2 separate regions of the Homo sapiens genome follow, and region 1 is linked to region 2. Evidence: chromatin loops called from intact Hi-C (ENCODE). Cell type or tissue: chondrocyte. All regions are shown on one strand. Each heading gives the region's core, and the rest is flanking DNA. Links, peaks and the distances in the headings are about the cores only. Region 1 overlaps DYTN (dystrotelin). Region 2 has its middle 43 kb from the start of CPO.

Region 1 (9,575 bases), core at 1,162-9,161, 290 kb before region 2:
CATGTATTTTGAATGAGATTCTTACAAAATTTATAGCTGGTTATTGCTAGTAGAGTGAAGAATTTTGTATATGTTTATTTTATTTTTCCACCATCATTTGAAGCCTATTAATTCTAGTAATTTTTGCTAGTTACTTGGGGTTTCTTAGTAATTCACAATTAAATTAGCTACAAAGAGAAGTAATTCTGTCTGTTATTTTTCTGCAGTTTAATTTTCTTTTTAACTATGTTTTCAAGAACTTCCTGAAATATTTAATAAGAGTGATGATATTTGGCACCTAACTTTCAGTTCTGGTTTTGTAAATGAAAGTATTCTCAGTGCAAACTATCATGTGTAAAGGAAATAAAACCACATCAAAAGGGAGAAGGCTTATTACCATGCAGATAGTTTGCTGAATCATTGAACGAATTCAATATTATCACTTGGCCATAACCATTAATCTCTTAGAAGATGGTCAGTGCTAGTGTGCCAACATAATAGATATCAAAGATGTGTTTTTTACTATTATTACATTGTGATTTAGTAATATTCCACATTCTTTTCTCCTAGATGAGCCACAAATCAGAATTTCTGAACTCATCAAAGTCTAGGGTACACTGAAAATTATTACATAAGAATGTTATTTTGGGGAACAACTCTACTGTACTTGGGGTGGACAGAGTACAACTCATTGACGTTTAGAGAACCCTGGCTTTGTACAGCCCTTGTAATTCCCTTTCCTCATCTCACCTCCAGAAATACTACTCTGGGAGTAGAGAGGAGAGGTTATCCCAATTAACAGGTAAAGAAACTGAGTCCTAGAAAAGTGAAGTGACTTCCTCATGGCCACACACGTGGTTAGTTGAGGGCAAAGCTTCTGTCTCTGTTCCAGATTCAGTCAAACCTCATTATCTTGTTCCAAAGCTCCTTGATTCTTTCCAGCTACATTCTAAAAGAGCTCATGGTTCACCTTATCTATCCATCCATCAATCCCTCCATCATGCGCTATACATTTTATTATTCATTCATTCATTCAGTCAGTCAGTCATTCAACAAATATTTATTGAGGATTTATCATATTCAGACATTATTATAGATTCTGGCAATACAACTGGAAACAATGGACATTCCTCCCCTCATAGAGCTTACATTATAGAGAGGGGCACAGCAATAAATAATAAATAAGTAAGATATAGGATGTCAGAGGGTGATTAAGTGCTCTGAAGAAAAATAGAGCCAGCAAGGATAACTGGGAGTGCCAGAGTGAGGAAAGTGGTTGAATGGTAAATGGTTGTCAGGAAAGGCCTTCAGGATGAGCCTACATTTGAGCAAAGACCTCGGCAGGTCTTTGGGAAGTGAGCAGTCAAGCCACGCAGGGAGGTGATCTAGGGTTGCCAGTCCCCCGAGGTGGCAGCATGCCTGGTGTATTCATGGAGCAGCAAGGAGAGCTGTGAGGCTGAAGCAGAACAAGTCAGGGAGAGGTGCAGTGGAGGACCAAGAGCTGGTGGGGAACAGGGTTTATAGGGCCAGGCTAAAGGCCACTGGAAGGACTGTGACTTTCTTGGAAGAGGGAAGGCCACAAAAAAGTTTGTGCAGAGGAGTGACATGATCTGGCCAAAATCTGAAAAGGGCCTGTGGCACCAGGAGTGGACCATGGGGAGACCGAGGAGGAAGCAGGGGAACCAGTTAGGAGGTCATGTGACAATGTGGGAGAAAGGGACCGCTGAGGTGGTGGCAGTAGAAATAATGAGACTCACTCGGAGTTCAAATCTATTTTGAAGGTACAACCAACAAGATTTGCTGATGGATTGAATTGTTTGTATGACTTTATGAGCCAGGTGTTGGAGTTGCAAGAGGGAGTGAAATCAGATTCCTTGATGGAGCTTTTAGCCAAATGAGAAGGCAGACATTAATCAGATAGTTAGATAAATAAATGTGTAGTTACAAACTATGACAAATCCTTTAAAATAAAGTCTTAAGGGTGGGATAGATCTGGCTTAGTCATATGTGAGGCAGAATCAGGGCTGGAACACAGAGACTGTGGAGGAGGAATGAAGCTGGAGAGATTAAGATGGTGGACCAAAAGGACCAAGACTAAGTCACGTTACAACTTTTCATTTTTAGCCTAAAAACGATGGGAAAACGATGGAGGAATTTGATTTAAGGAAGGCATAAGGATTTGGAAGGGATGAGTGGGTGAGAAGTGCTGTCACATTTGTGTCAAAAATGTGTAAAAGATCAGTCTGACTTCAGTAGCCAAAAGAAATGCAAATAAGAGTATGGAGGCCGGGCACGGTGGCTCACACCTGTAATCCCAGCACTTTGGGAGGCCAAGATGGGCGGATCACTTGAGGTCAGGAGATCAAGACCAGCCTGGCCAATATGGTGAAACCCCGTCTCTACTAAAAATACAAAAATTAGTCAGTTGTGGTGGCAGGTGCCTGTAATCCCAGCTGCTCAGGAGGCTGAGGCGGGAGAATTGCTTGAACCTAGAAGGCAGAGGTCGCAGCGAGCCGAGATGGTGCCACTACACTCCAACCTGAGCATCACAGCAAGACTCCATCTTAAAAAAAAAATATATATATGGATCTTTGTGATGTGACTATGGGAATATAGAAATTTGGGCAAGATCTCAAGTATCCAATATATATATAGATGATTAACATTTTATCATTACTTTCCTAGTGAAAGGTAAAAATAGCTGGCTTTAAGAATAAAGATAAACTGGAAACTGATATCTTTGTTTTTATTTTTAAATTTAAATTCTATGTGCAATATTAAAGATATACATCAAGATGATATCCAAATTATCTAACTTTAATCATATATTGATTAACAACCTGATAGGTAAATGTGACATAGGAATAATAGATAGCATCTAATTGTGAGGTCATTGTGTACTTTATCCTTTAAAGAGCCATAAAAACATATTTTAAAATACAACAAACTTTAAAGCAACAAAATGACCACAGAAATAGGGGTCTGGGATTGAGATGGAGATTTGCTGCTGGATGTCTGAGAAAAGATTAGAGAATTATAAAAGAAATTAACAAATGAATACCAATCTGATTTAAACTAATCTATTCTTATAGTCCTAGTAGGCAAAATGGAAGTGAATAAATATTTCTTTTTCTCAAAAGTGATGAGGCTGGGCATGGTGGCTCGTGCCTGTAATCTCAACACTTTGGGAGGCCGAGGTGGGAAAGTCACTTGAGGCCAGGAGTTTAAGAACCCCTGTGAGTAACATAGTGAGACCCCCATCTCTATAAAACACAAATATAAAAATTCAGCGAGCATGGTGGTATGTGCCTGGGAGGCTGAGGTGGGAGAATCGCTTAAGTCCCAAAATCCAAGGTTGCAGTCAGCTATGATTGTGCCACTGCACTCCAACCTGGGCGACAGAGTGAGATCTTGTCTCTAAAAAAAAAAAAAAAAAGTGTTTCTCTCCTTTATCTTCTGCTATTTTAAATTACAAAGAAGTGGCTACTTCAAAAATGAAGGTCACAAAAACCTTTTAAAGGTCATCTTTAGGTTGGTGATCAGGTATGTGATGCATATACTGGAAGTGGCAGGCTGTGCCCCTCTGGAGCACAATTTGGCATTCTGAATTTCGAGGATTAACCAAGTTCGCAATTTTTTATTCAATGATTTTCATTGAATGAGTTTTCCCTTAATAAAAACATAAAAATATTTAGATAAATGCATGCATAGAGATGTTGACTCTAGAATTTTGGGGGGCAACATTTGGAAATAGCCAAATGTTCAATAATGTATTGCTTGTGAATTGTGGCATTTTCTTATAAGGAAGAGAGTAAGGCCATTAAAAATGATGTTTTGGGAACTAAGAATGAAAAATTGTATCTATAGCATAATCCCTGTTTTGGTTAATCTCTGTTTCACACTAAAATGTGAACAGCACTCATCTGTGAGTGGTGGTATGCTGAGTGTCTTTCTTTTCCTTTTTTTTTTTTAAATAAAGTATTAATTCTGAATTAGCCTTCCAAAAGCAAACCAGCAAAAACTAGGAATATAACAAAGTTATTCAAATATTCTAATATTAAAAATCTTCTTTGTCTTTCTGATGGTTTCATTTGTAGAAATAACTCTAAACATCTGGATGGGTCACCAAAAGGTGTTGTGGCCTCTTAGTTCTACTTTGAAATTAAAGGCCCTTTTTAGAGGAAAAAAATATCTGAAGTCCAACCCTCACCCCTCCTCCTGCCTTGTCTAGGATCTTCAGCATTAGAAAGATTGCTGGCCGGTTACCATAACACCCAGGGCCCTTGGTGGCTGCTCTGTGGGATCAGCCAATCCTCGCAGCCACTCACCTGGCCTGCGCATGGTGAGGCACACCCTTTGGATTCACCTGGTCCAGCAGCTGCTGCCTTCTCGCTGCTTCTTTCTTCCTACAGCGCCCCTGAAGAAGGTTGTTTCTGAGGGTCCTGAAGAGAAGTTTTGTATTCTGCATTGCTGACATCTGCTGAAAGGGCCAACATTTTTAAAAAGCGTCAGATCAGTCTACGTGTGGTCTTCCTTCCTTACTTGGATGGACTGGCCACCATGAAAGTTTTTGGAATTATTTCTCTTAAGTCCTCAGAAAAATAATCTTACCTCCTTCTTGTCCCTGAATTTCTTCACATTCTCATAGAAATAGCATAAGTCTCCAAATTAAACACCCCAAACCCCCTCAATAAGTCCTCTTCCTTAGAGTAACCCCGTCATTTGGCATTCTACACCTAGAGGAGGGCATCAAAGAGGACTAAGCCTGTGGTTGCTCACATTTAGGGTTGTGGATGCCTTTGAGAATTGGATGATAACTCATGGATTTATTTCCAGCGAAATACTCACACATTCCATTCTGCATACAATTTCAGTGGACTCACAGGCTCACCCGAAATCCATTTATTTCACCCCAAGTTAAGAACTTCTACCAAATGCAAAGAAGGAATGAGATGTCTCATTTCAAGGGTTTCAGCACTTGAAATTTAAAGCGTAATAACAAAGTGGCCACATGGTGTCACTCTAACATCAACAAATCCAAGACTTTTAGCACTAGGAAGGTAGATCCTAGGCCTGTGAACCTGAGGACCTGGGTAAGGCAATGCCCACTGGAAATTATTTGGCAAGATTCAGGCACTTGACTTTTGCAGGCCATTCATGTAAAGGAGAGAAGGAGGGAAAACTATCCTTGGCAAAGTTAATTAGTCAACATCCTTCGCTATTGTGGTATTTGAGGAGGTTGCCATCTGTGTGAAGAAACTTACTCACTGGAATTTAGTAATGAAAAGAAAATGTTCTTTCTGGGAAAAAATAGAATGCTTTTTTCTAAAATGTACTATGCTGTTTCTCTTCTTACAAAGAACTGAATTCACTTGCTAGGTATTTATAATTTTAAAAAATTTGAAAGGCAGCTGTGAAGTTTTAGTTGTATACTTTTTCAGTCAACATTGAGATAATAATCTTTCTTTTTTCCTAAAGAAGAAATATTTGAAATTTAGGGTTCAGGAAAAGACATGTTAAAAAAGAAAAATTCTCCAAAAATATGTTAGTAACTAGAAGTCTTGCTGCATCATTTTTGCCATATCAGAGCCCTTCTCTTTTCCATCTGTACCCATTTCCAGTGCTGCTCCCTGTAACTCTTCACTGACATTTTCTATTCCAGAGTATCTGATCAATCACTTCAGACTGAACTCTGGCCTGTTCTTGTGGCCAAAAACTTCCACTGAGACATACAATGTGAAGAAATCATACTTACGTTGGGAGATATTCAAGGTGGAGTTTGCCACTTGCTTAGTCTTAAATATTGCAATGTATGACAGGAGCAGAATCTGTGGTTTCACTGGAGGGAAGGTTTTTTCATGGCTATAGCTTATACTGAATTGATTAATGAATAGTTTGGTATGTGACATTAAATGTTACCTGAATGCAGTGCTCAATGACAGGATGAGACTTCTGATGGGACTTGCTGTGAAGACCAGATAAGAAACACATCTGGCAGATGTCAAAGTTGAGACACTTCAGACAGCGGTATCTGCCAGTTAAAATAGAAGCACAGCTTACGTCACTAGTAGATGAGAAAAAAAAAAAAAAAAGAATATCCAGGTAGAGAATGAGCAACCCAAAATATACAGAAGATGTCTGAGCTGCCAAATCAGTGTAAAGTTTCTCCCAAACTATAGGATTATTAAATGACTCTAATGCGTTTGTTTACTCAAATACATCTTCATATGATAGTATTTTCAAATGGCATTATATTAATGCCATATACGCTATGGTATAGAAGTCTGATTTATTTCCCAAAATACGAAGTGCCTTCTATATGCAGGGTGCTGTGTGCTACAACCTTTAGGATAAACCCTTAAATCTGCAGCTGCGTTTTGTGCAGCTGCACAATGCACTCAAATTCTTTGAATTTAATAGCTAATTTAAAAATAGATTTCAATAAAATCAAATTTTGGCTTGTCTTAAACTTTTGCAGGGTATGATAATATTGGGCCTGTATTCCTGAGTGGTGTTGGGGAAAATTAAGCCATAAATAACAAATTTAAAAATAAGCACTCGTCATTTTATAGAAGTCTGTATGTAGGAAAGATATAAAGTAGAGGAGGGGAATTCCTCACCACAGCCAAGTTTCTTGACCCATCAACATTGGAGAATTTTTCTTTTTGAGAAATGACAGCCTTAAATCCCTTTGTGGTCAGAAGGAGCGGAGAGAGTCTTGAGACACTCTGGTTAGGAGGGGTGTCCCATAATACTCAGGAAACTATTGTGATGTTAGTGGGGAGCTAGTAAGACCTAGCAGTCATCAGTTAGTAACTTTTAAGGATATTTGAGTGGGACCATGTTGTTTGTCTATAAAATAACAGGGAGCTATACATTTTTCCCCTGATATGTAAATTCTCTTCTCTAACTGCAGTGTGTGTGGTATAAAACTCTGTCCTCATATGGTGACAGTTGGTGAGAACCAGGCAGCAGCTACTCCTTTTAGACTGGACATACAGTTCTGAGCTAGCTATAGTCCCTACCTGTCCTATTTCCTTCACGTATACCACTTGCCTTGCCTTTTAAGCATTTGGGTTTTCAACACCTCTCTTAAGGTTACAAAAAAGAAATATGATAAGATTCCAGTGCTCTTAAATTTCATATCTTGCGGCAAAACTTTGACATGGAAGGTTGAAGTAATAACTTCCAGAATTAGGTGATGTGTGATTAAGTGCCAAGTGAAAGGCATGGAGAAGAGGGGTATAGCAGGGAGGCAGAGGGAGAGCCCTATGGGCTGGTGTGGTCTGGAAAGTGAGGCTCATGCTATACATGGAAGGCTGGGCTGGAGATTAAAGCAAAGAAAATCCCAAGTAGAAAGAAGAGAAGGAATAAGGTAACGAAGATTGGGATGAGTAAGAAGGGTTTAGAGGACATAAAATCTATCAGACCTGCTAACTGCCCTGAATAACAGCGGGAAAACACCTTGGAAAGCTTCTGAGGCCAGATGGCAGAAGGTCTGATGGTCTGATCAAAGTCGTTTAGAGGAGGAGCAGGAGAATGTAAATACCTTGAGATCGCCCCTCAGCTACCCTTGTTTACTGCTGTACTTCCAACCCTGACTCCCATGGCAGGATATTAATAAATAATGTGGGATGATATAATAGCAGCTAGCATTTTTGTGCATGTTCTATGTGCAGGCAGTGTACATGTGTTGACCCAGTTAATCCCCATGGAAATTCTTTCAGGTATTCATACGATTACCCTCATTTTGCAGATGAGGAAACTGAATTAAAGAGAGTTTAAGTAACTTGCACAAAGTTACACAACTACTTAGTAAGTAGTAGAAGATTTTGAGTCCCAGGTTACTATCTGAACTGATGGCCTGCCATTTTAACCACTAGAATAGACCACACTATCCTAGAATAGACCACCACTCCTCAAGGCAGGAGGCTTGAGTTTGAATTCACATACCACCATTACTACTTATAGTAGTACTAATAGTTGAATTGAAAACTTAAGCTCACTTAAGTTTAGGAGAATGCCTGGTACATGGTAGGTTTTTCAATGAACATTAGTTGAATGAAGTTGGATAAATGACTTAGTTTCTTCAACTAAGGAAAAATGGAGCTAGTAAACCCTATCCTCCTGGCCTTGCAAAATTTTTAGAAAACTTTAAAAGTTGTTCAACATACATAAATGGGAAGACATTTACTTTTTCAATGAAGTGTACAACATAATAAACTATTTTTATAAGGATTATTTGATGAGTCATCCATGCTGGCTGCTTTATCAAGCATTAACTGGATGGCTGTGATTAACTTATTTAGGATAATATGCTGCTCTATCCTTAAATTTGTTCCTCTGTGCTCTGAAACTACCTACAGGTATATGAGAATGGTTATTGTGTGGGTAATGAGATTGGCCTGTTGTTGATGTTTTTTACCAGTATAGAACCCAGGTTTTCTCCCAATTTCATTTCAACCTTCCATGGCTATCACAGAGCAAAAATGCTGACATGTCCTTCTAGAATTTTTTTCTTGGATTAAGGCCACTCTATGGTCTTTGCACCTTCTCTTTCTTTAGAAGGCCAAATCTTTGTCCTCTTCCTGCTACCTGCAGATCTGCAAATGCATGCCCTCTAACATGGCTTTCTTCATCTCCCAAAAAACCAAAGCTACTGGTTGAGTTTTTTGAGATCCCAAAACATAAGTTTAAAGTTAGGATTATAATATATCCAGGCAATTTTTAATAGAATCCTAAGTTTAGAGCTAAAGAAGTCTCAGACATCATTTGATCTACCCTGCTGAATTTTACTAAAAACAAAACAAACCAAAAAACAAAAACCCCAAACTGAGGTCTAGAGAGGTTAAACACCTTGCCCAGGTCTCCTAGCTCTTTGTATATAGGACACCTGTTTATTGCCTTGGATGCATAAGGGGAAAGATGGTTTACATGGGGGCATTTTAAAGAAATTCTGTTCTCATTCTCAACAGATATTTGAAGGGTAGCATTTCTCGGCCTCTGCCTTTGCCATTTTTAGGGGCGACTTAAGTAAGTCACTCAAACTCTTTGAGACTCAATTTTTGTCATCTATAGAATAGAAATAGTATCTGCTTTATGTTATACATAATAATTTTGAAAACATATTTCAATGTAAAAGTTGTGTTTTATATAATTACAAAGTTAATCCTGTACTCGACCTAGGGCAGGACTTGCAGTAACTCCTTAACTAATACTTGCTTATTGGTTAAATGATTATAATGTACTCATAACATGGCAAATCATATTCAGATTTCCCCATTGTCCAATATAAATAATTTATTTTTCTTTGTTGTATGAGGATTTCTTTGTTCCTGCTTGCTTGGTTTCCAACAGTCCTGTTCATTTATATGTTTTATTGTTTAAAGTTCAGTTCCTTGCCGAATTTTCATGAATGAAGTTTCACTGTGTCCTGCAAATTCTCTGCAAACCCAATTCATTTTCTCAGCAAAATTAAAACCGGATCTCCAGTTTTTCGGTGTACCAAGCAGACCTATTTTACCTCCATGGGGAGCAATTTCAGTTCTGGGTTAGCTAGGGTCAGGAAGCATGGGAAGGGAAGGGGAACAAAGTGA
Region 2 (9,575 bases), core at 1,137-9,136:
TAACAAAATCCCTAGGTAATTTGATGCTCTTGAAAATTTAGGTAGCACAGCTTTAGAGTGCAGACATCACCTGGAAAGTTTGTTAAAACACAGATTCTTGTCCATATCAATAGATCAGTGGTAGAGCATGAGAGTCTGCATGTTTAACAAGCTCCCAGGTGATGCTGATATTGCTGGTCCTCAGACTACTGCACATCAAGTGGCAAGAAGCTAGAGTAGTGATTCTCCACTGTTAGTGGGCATCAAAATCATCTGGAAGGCTTGTTAAAACCTGAGCTGGTGGGTTCCATCTCCCCATCAGAGTTTCTGATTCAGCAGTGGGACAGAAGGCGGGAATGTGGAGAATCTTCATATCTAACAAGTTCCCAGGCAATGTTGATGCTGTTTCTCTGGGGAACGCAATAGAGCATTTGGCTCATAATTAGGAAAAGTTGCCACTAGGTAAGCAGAGGTATCTTGATTTAGTTTTCGAATAAAAAGAAGTAAAATACAAAAGAAAGACAAAAGTTTCTGCCCTTAAGGATCTTAGAGTCTAGTTCAAAATGCAGAAAAGTAAACAAACACCTCACAAAATGGTAAGTACTAAAATGAAGAGCACGTGCAAGCAACTAGCGGAGAAGAGCCATTAACTCAACCTCTGTGGGGCGGGCATAGGAGCGGGCTAGGGAAGGGTTCATTAGTTTTCTTAGAATGTGAGAAAAACTTGGAAGTAGTCTGATTGCTTAAATGATCTGCACTCTGTACAAGACACAATCTTCAATTTGAGATCCTGATAATAGCCATGGACATACCAGTTAATTTTACATTTGTAATTAAAAATAATCTCAGCATCTTTTATGAGGCAGGATGCGGTAGTTGGGGAGGAGTGTTGAGAATCAGGGGTTTGCAGCAGAAGCAATGGAGAAGGGGCTAAACCTGAACATGCCCTCCCTCAGAGTGGGGAAGAGGCTGGAATTAAATCATAGTCAAGAAACAACCAGCCAGGCGCGGTGGCTCACGCCTGTAATCTCAGCACTTTGGGAGGCCGAGGCGGGCAGATCACGAGGTCAGGAGATCGAGACCATCCTGGCTAACACGGTGAAACCCCATCGCTACTAAAAATACAAAAAATTAGCTGGGCGTGGTGGTGGGCGCCTGTAGTCCCAGCTATACAGGAGACTGAGGAAGGAGAATGGCGTGAACCTGGGAGGCAGCGCTTGCAGTGAGCCAAGATTGCACCACTGCACTCCAGCCTGGGCAACAGAGCCAGACTCTGTCTCAAAAAAAAAAAAAAAAAAAAAAAGAAATAACCTGGATGTCTCTGGCTCTTTACTTCTCAGAAAGTCAAGCATCTGATGTTAGCTCCTGTTCCCAAATTCATTGGTTCATATAACTAAAAGATCTGAAGGGAGTTCAAGAATAAAAGAATCCAGAGATTCCAAAGATGTTATCAGAGTTTAATGAGTTTCCCTATTTTAATTTTGCATCAGATCTTTTTCTGTTGGTTTTATTGAAGCAGGCTCTTTCCATGTGAGAGCAAAATGCAACCCCTGCTCTTATTGTCCTTCCGCCCATCCCCTGCAGCTCTAGTCCTGGATCCTATCCTCTCCACAACCCTGGAAAAAAAGTGTTTCTCTTTTGTAGTGATTCCAGTACAATTCCCAAAGAGGGACTGAATGGGCCTCCATGAGTCAAGAAGTTGGAATATGCTGTTGTCCCAGCCCAGGTCACATGTTCACTCATAGACCAGCTTCCCAAACCACGTAGGTTGAGATAGGAAATAAAATCAGGCCGCTTATGTTGGAAGAAGAGTGAGTAGACACTGGTCAGTTAAAAAGCAACAACTGGCTGGGTGCGGTGGCTCACGCCTGTAATCCCAACACTTTGGGAGGCCAAGGTGGGTGGATCGCCTGAGGTCAGGAGTTCGAGACCAGACTGGCTAACATGGTGAAATCCTGTTTCTACTAAAAATACAAAAAACTAGCCGGGCGTGGTGGCAAGTGCCTGTAATCCCAGCTACTTGGGAGGCTGAGGCAGGAGAATCGCTTGAACCTGGGAGGCAGAGGTTGCAGTGAGCCGAGATTGCACCATTGCACTCCAGCTTGGGCAACAAGAGCGAACCTCCATCTCAAGAAAAAAAAAAAAGCAACAGCTTCCCCCTAACCCAGAAAAAGCACAGGGCCTTTCTACAAGTCTCAGAGTTCACCCTAGCAGATTCTAAGTGTCATATTCTCAAAAAGAAGGTAAAATCATTTATTTCTCAACTATGTGCTGGGCATACATTCAAAATTAGGTTCAGGATTCCCCAGAGCAAAGCCAAAGTCCATTCTACTCACTGTGTCTGCTTAATTGTAGCAACCATGCCTCTGTGCCCTTACACAAAATCTTCAGGAATCTATTTTCATGAACCATTCCCAGGATTCAGGTAAGTGAGAGACACTCTAGGGAAGCGTTAACATCAAAAACTCTGAAGCCATATTGCCCAGGTAAAGCTCCGCCCAGTCACTTCATGGCTGTGTACCTGGGCAAGTCGCAGAACATGTTTGTGTCTCAACTGCCTCATTGATAAACTGTGGATAAGAGGACCTACCTTACACTGCTGTTGGGGAGATTAGGTAGGTTAACGTTTGTAAAGTGCTTTGAATGATGATTTTCCATGACAGAGTGACTTGTCCACCCTAGACCACCTACTCTAATCACAATGTAAGAGCTTAGTAAATATTAGGAGTTAAGACTATTAATACTAATGATACTGTCAGAAAATGTGGTGTCTGATGCTCCTGCCACAAGAAAGCCTATGTTCCCAAATCACTTTCATTAGGGTTTTTCTCTAGGGCTAAATACAGAGAGCATGTCCAAACAGGTGCTATGGCAGAACCCTGATTCAGCTTTGTTTTCCCGGAGCTGAGCTGAAGCAAGGTGTTATCTGAGCTTTTCAGATGTGTGTCTCTGAAGGTCCAGGATTTTCAAAAGATGAACGTTTAAATCTACTTTCAGTGTGAGGCCAGGGAACAGAAGAGAAGTGGAAATATCCTTGGCCATTTCTTGTAGGTGCCCAACCCAGGGATCTGCTTATTGCAAATATTCCTGTGGCCCCTCCTTTCTCCCCAAATTAACCAGGATGCCCAAAACTTGAACCCAGGCTTGCAAAGAAAACTAGCTACAAGAGGCATTTTTAATTAAGTGCTGTTAAGATCACTTTGGCAGTGGTGATGGGGTTTCACAGATATTATTAAATAATAGAAAAAATGTGTATACATTTTTCTGGAAGAAGCATACAGACATTTTCACATTTTAAAAATATTTTTCAAAGAGTCTGTAACCCCCCTTTCAAAAGATAAGAACTGCTGACTCAGAGGGATACTAGTTGAATTTAAGCAATTCAGGTAATTAACTGAAATCAATCAATTCAATTAATGAGAATATGTTCTTATTTGCCTGATAATCATATTTTTGTTATTTTAAAGGAAAGCTGTTGATAGAGAAATGTTATCCCATTATTTTTCATGATGATGGGACTGATATCTCCCCAGATGTATTTTTGCTTTTCTAGCCAAAACCTGACAGCTAGCCTCCTCTAGTCAGCAGGGTTGCTTCGAAGACACAGTTGTGTGTGCTGGTCTTCATTTGCTGTGAGTCTAAATGGAAACCTATAGGTGCTTTTCTGTGTCTTTGGTGTTTTCTGAAAATATCTCATTAGACATCTCAACATGCTGGTAAGGTGGAATCTCAAACAATCACCACATAGCAATAGGGCCGAAGAACTCAGGGCTTCCTCCACTCCAACACTCTGCCTGTGCATGTGACTTCTGCTCCAAGTCCTTGGTCCAGTCCTTAACCCATTTATGCCTGAGGTTGCAATTTTTTGAATTTTTGCCATCAGACCTTGGCAATGACCTTGAGCAGTGGGATATAAATAACTTCCACATGGTTAGCGTTGCAATAATGGAACGCTAGGCATAATGATGTAAATAATGTTGGCACTTCTTCCAGAGATCCCGAGGGCAGGATCCTACTGGTGCCAGGCACTCATTTACAGTAAGCAGCGTCTGTTACCAGCCTCAGGAGCAGAAGGTGAGAGTAATGATCACGGATCTCTGCACCAGTGGCTTCCCCAACCTAGTTACTTGTTTGTAATTAAGATGACAATGCAGCCGGGTGCGGTGGCTCATGCCTGTAATCCCAGCTCTTTGGGAGGCTGAGGCGGGCAGATCACTTGAGGTCAGGATTGGAGACCGGCCTGGCCAACATGGTGAAACCCTTTCTCTACCAAAAATATAAAAGATGAGCCAGGTGAGCCAGGTGTGGTGGCTCATGCCTGTAATCTCAGCTACTCGGGAGGCTGAAGCAGTAGAATCGCTTGAACCCAGGAGGTGGAGGTTGTAATAAGCCGAGATCATGCCACTGTACTCCAGTCTGGGCGACAGAGCGAGGCTCTGTCTCCAAAAAAAAGAAAAAAAGAAAAGACAATGCAACACATTTTCACTTCCTTCAGGAATTAGTACATTCCAATTTGAAGGGACAGGAGAAGATGGCTAGGTGTGCCCAGATCTTGGATTCTAAAGACAGAAGGCCATGAACAAGTGCTTGTTTTCTGGTTGGTGGCATTGGAGGAAGGATGATAGCAGGCGCCGCACACAGAGGGTTTTCCAGGAGGTGGCAGTGCGCCCTAAGGCTGGATCTTGGCTGTGCCTGCCTTGTGTATCAACCAAAGAATATTGTAATTGAGACATAACATTATAATGCATTCCAGACCACACAGCTACTCGAGTGTCACCTCAAAATGCTTCTTACTAGTTTCAAAGTCACTGTAACCAGGGTAGGGAGCTGGAAGCGAGGTAGAGGGTGGGAAGAAATGGGAGGGAGCTCTTGGAGACAAATCCGGCAGCGACACTTAGCATTGCTGTGAATGGAGTTTCAATACCATCAGACCAGGAGATACCCTGATGCATATTTACAACTGCTCCCACGTTCACCTCTGAAGACCAATAAAAGAAACTGAAGGACTCATATTGTCTCCATTTTAATTCCCAGGTTTACAAGAAATATTTCATTATTCTAATTCACAGGGAAATAAAGCATCTTCCCTTTTTAAATGAAAGGTCTCCTTGTTCAGGGTGAAGAGCAAATCAAATCAGTCTCTCCCCTGAGAGGTAAGGTTGGCCCCAGATACCAGACTGTGAGGTGAATGGCCACGTGTGGATGATGGTGATGGGAGGAGGGAGGAGAAAAAAGAACACTGGGTGTTGACCAGATCGTGCGTGTGAAACACACATAAGAGATGTATTCACACGGAGTCCATCACAGGCAGGGCAGATTGACTCTGTAATTTCCAATGCCTGACAATGACATCTCGGGACAGACTAAGTGATGGAGGAATAAGAGGGAGGCTAGGCAGGTGTCTTTCCCCTGCAATAGGCTGTTGGCTGGGGTGCTGGTTTACGCAGGCACATTTACAGAAATGAAAGAGCTGGATAAGATCAGAGCAAGGAGTGCTACAATGACTCCTTAGTGTTGTCACATCGTTTACTAGACACATTTCTCGCTTGGGAGCCTGACTTCCTGTTTACACAGTTCTTATTTGTATTTTTTTGTTTATAGCTCCTTGGACTTAGCCAGAGACCTCCATATGGATGAGAGAAGAGTAAAGTCAGCCAGGTGGATTGCTTGGGAAATCTGTGCAAATGAAAATGATACTTAAAGAAAAAAAGCCCAGCCTTTAAATGCCTTTGAATTCATCCAGAGTCTGTATGTGGTTTCCCTTTAATTTAGAAAACTAGTTGCTTTCTGATTTCCTCAACCCTCTTGCACTGGAACTTTGTTCTATATTCTCCGCAAATCCCTTCTTCTGCAAAACTCTCTTTATTCAGCTCTCTTACCTAATTCTAAGAGTGATCCATGTTGAGAACGCACAGAAGTAGTGTTTCCATGCCTTGCTGGTAGCAATCAAAATATACCTGCCTTTCCCATGGCCGAGTGATGTTTTTAAAGCTAAAAAACAAAGCAGACAAACAAGCAAAACATTTACACACCAAAAAACTGGTTTTCAGTGCTGGGGTGATGTTCTTCCTATGGCCCTCTGCCAAGAGGCCAGGCCTTCCTAGCAGCGACCAGACTGCTTTCTGGACAAGTAGGGAGAAGTGCCTATTTTGCAGAGAGTGGGAAACCATTCACCAAGTGCAGAACTGGGTTATTTAATGGGGTGGTGGCAGCTCAAGAAAGCTCATCAATAATCAAGTGAGGGGGGCAGGAAGGGGAAGACTGGAGAATTACTGAAGCAGGTGGGCTTTCAGCATGGGGACTCAGCAGAAGGCAGGAGTGGAATGTAGACTCCTCTGGGCAGCGCAAGACACAGAATGTTCAGATTCCCACAGAAGAGTAATGTGCAAGAGGTGAGATGCAGTACATTCCCTAGAGGCAATGAAATCATCAAGAAAACCTATAAACATTATGGTGAGGTGGCAAGGTCCTATAAACAAAATAAGTACACATTGGATAGATCACAGAGAAAATGCATGTTAACTCTTTGCAACCCGTACAATAACAGGAATCCCAAACAGAGCACACAGCTAGAACTCTTAAGACATGCAACAGTCCTAATGAGATACCAACTACCCACTCTAGTGAGAGGAATGCATGGTCTACCCTCAGCTCATTATGATGTTTATGATTCCTGCATTCAATTGTTTTCCAAAGATAGCTTTTCAGCTTTTTGTTTGAGTCCCAATCTAAGGAATCAAGTGTTTGCCTGATGCCAAAATATCTAAATCCAGGTATTTCCTACAGTCTGGCAGGAATGTTATATCATTAGCCATATTTAAACTCAGAAATAACAGCCATGAAGATTGTAAAGGTGGTACCAGGATGATACAAATTATTCATGGAAAATGGTGTCATTGTTGTGCAGAAAGGGCGCAGCCCTAAAAAGCACCTCATTCAAAGTCAGTAAGTGCAGGAGATAATGTTCCTATTCGTCATCACGGAGAGAAGCATACAGTGAGGTTTACAAGGAAAACCCGTATCACACAGCTCCAGAACATGCAGCAAGGCTGCAGCTTTTAAATGTTTAGAAACATTTAAGAAAAATGTCATTTAAGAAATATTAAGAAAGAGTTAAATTTCACAGGCCAGTGCAGGAAGATGGTGGGAAAGATATTGAGACATCTTTTACATGATCATATTACTGACCTAGGTTTCTTTGTGGTTCCTGTTGGTGGTAACATTTGCATTGAGTCAGCTGCCAGATCTGCAAAACGCATTTTCTTCTGTTGTTTTTTAAGCTTAAAAGCATAAGACTAGGAGCAATATCTAAAATCATTTGGTCCAAACTTTAATATTTTAGCATGGAACTCTTTGCAAAAAAACAAGCAAGAAAATAAAAACGTACCTTGATAAATCTTTATACACTTAGGGTTATTTCGTTGTAGGCAAGATAAATTAATGAGCTAACTAAAGCATAAGGAAATTCACTTGAAAGATACTAATGCTTGCACCTGATTGAAGGGAGGATGTAAGCATGAGGCTTTGAATATACAGGTAATTCTCTCTGTGATGAAGAGAAAGAACATTGTCTCACACACTTACTGACTTTGAATAAGGTGCTTTTTAGGGTTGTGCCCTTTCTGCACAACAGTGACACCATTTTCCACGAATAATTTGTATCATCCTGGCACCATCTCCTCAATCTTCATGGCTGATATTTATGAGTTTAAATACGGCTAATGATATAACATTCCTGCCAAATAGTCAATAGGAACTATCTGGATTCAGATATTTGACCATCAGGCAAATGCTTGATTCCTTAGATTGGGGATCAAACATAAAGCCATATTTTGAAAAATAATTTAATACTGCACAACCAAAGTGGCAACGAACTTTTACCTTTTCTTTTGCCATTGTAGTTGCTGGTGTGAGGGTCAAACTCTAAGGGGAGAGAGTCTGATTAAGCTGGGGTCACATGTTTGGCTGTACCTAGGTGGTGAGAGCTTCTCGTAGAAACCAATAGCCTGTGTGGCTTATAGTCAGGACATCTTGAGGCTTTATACAATATGAAGGGTGTAATTCTTCACATGGAAATTTGGGAGCTGTTAGAAGAGAGGAATGGGTGCTGAGAAACAAAAATTCATCAAAAACACACACACACACACACAAACATGCACCCCACACACCAAATAAAGCAGATGAACAAAGCTGAGGACAGAAAAGGAAAGGAGCCTGGAGCCCAACCCCTTACCCATTATAAAAGTGTCTGGGACATTCCACGACACAGAATGGAAACCATTAATGTGACTCGTCTTCTGAAGATTTGGTATCATGAGATCTAATTTATTATTCCCCACATTTTCAGGGCATGCATTCCACACTATCTTTCCATCACTATTTCCTTCAAAAATTCTTAATGATCATAGTTATAATTTAAATATCAACTCAATATTGACTGTTATCAAAATGTGATTGTGGAAATCACTTGTGTAGTCTCAAATCTGTATGACTTTCTACCTCTGGTCTCGTGATATGATTGTACTTCTTCAACTTCTTTGAAGTTAGGTGTGACCAGGTGTTGTACAAAGAAATGTGAGTGGAAGGGTTGTACATGACTTCCAGGCAGAAGTGTTAAGAGCCAGTGCATAGTTTGTGATGCTTTCTGTCTGCAGCTGCTGTGATCAGGTAAGCACATGGTGAGATAAAGCCTGCGTCAGCCAGGCTCCCTGACTATGGTAGGAAGACTCCCCTGCCGATCCCTGCAGAAGGTATTGGGTTAAGCCACTGAGATTTAGGGATTGTTTATTACTGCAGTTTAGCAGATCCTTACTGATATATCTATTTTCTTTTACTCTGATATCATAAAAGGAGAATATCTTGTTTGTTCTTCCAAAAAGATACTTAGAATTATGGGTACTCTGTACCCATACAGAGATCATGGACTACTGGGCAGAAACTGAGGCTCAGTAAAGTAGTAAAATTAGTATACTAAACCTTAATATTTGTCTTCTCCAACCTCCTTCTGATATGGTTTGGCTGTGGGTCCCCACCCAAATCTCATCTTGAATTGTAGCTCCCATAATTCCCACGTGTGGTGGGAGGGACCTAGTGGGAGGTAATTTAATCATGGAGGTGGGTCTTTCCCGTGCTGTTCTCATGATAGTGAATAAGTCTCACGAGATGTGATGGTTGTATAAAGGGCAGTTCCCCTGCCACACTCTCTTTCCTGCCACCATGTAAGACGTGACTTTGCCCCTCCTCACCTTCTACCACCATTGTGAGGCCTCCCCAGCCACATAGAACTATGAGTCATTAAGCCTCTTTTCCTTTATAAATTACCCAGTCTCGGGTATGTCTTTATTAGCAGCATAAGAACAGACTAATACACCTTCTAAGGCAGGAATTCACTTGGCTATATCCCTACTTTGAAACTACACAGACATGGGTTTGAATTCAGGCTGTGCCACTTACAAGTAATGAGATACTAAGCAAGTGATGTAACCCCTCTAGACCTCAAGTCCCTCATTTGTAAAATAGGAGCAGTATTTTTTTCTGCCTTGCCAGATTATTGTGAGGATTTGAGATATAAAGCACGTATCATGTAAACTGGCATA

Evidence for each region. Hi-C counts contacts between places; a loop is a spot of excess contacts. Peaks named below come from ENCODE experiments on the same cell type or tissue, not always from the same donor. Only the 100,000 strongest peaks of a DNase experiment are listed, where the experiment ranks them.
Region 1: it touches region 2 in a loop (5-fold over the local background); 29 of 110 quality-filtered maps call a loop at or near these places.

Annotation. Positions count from the first base shown.
Region 1 is chr2:206,688,868-206,698,442 of GRCh38, forward strand. DYTN (dystrotelin) reads right to left here. Exons shown (of 12, transcript NM_001093730.1): 8 at 5,899-6,010; 9 at 4,308-4,456. Among named protein-coding and RNA genes, the nearest start is that of DYTN, 25 kb to the right of the region's middle. In chondrocyte, for the core only: CTCF peaks have their summits at 5,001 (motif pointing right) and 5,238; no DNase peak of the experiment used is centred there.
Region 2 is chr2:206,977,275-206,986,849 of GRCh38, forward strand. No RefSeq gene overlaps it. Among named protein-coding and RNA genes, the nearest start is that of CPO, 43 kb to the left of the region's middle. RefSeq lists a silencer at 4,564-4,713. In chondrocyte, for the core only: a CTCF peak has its summit at 4,645 (motif pointing right); a DNase peak (open chromatin) is centred at 4,625.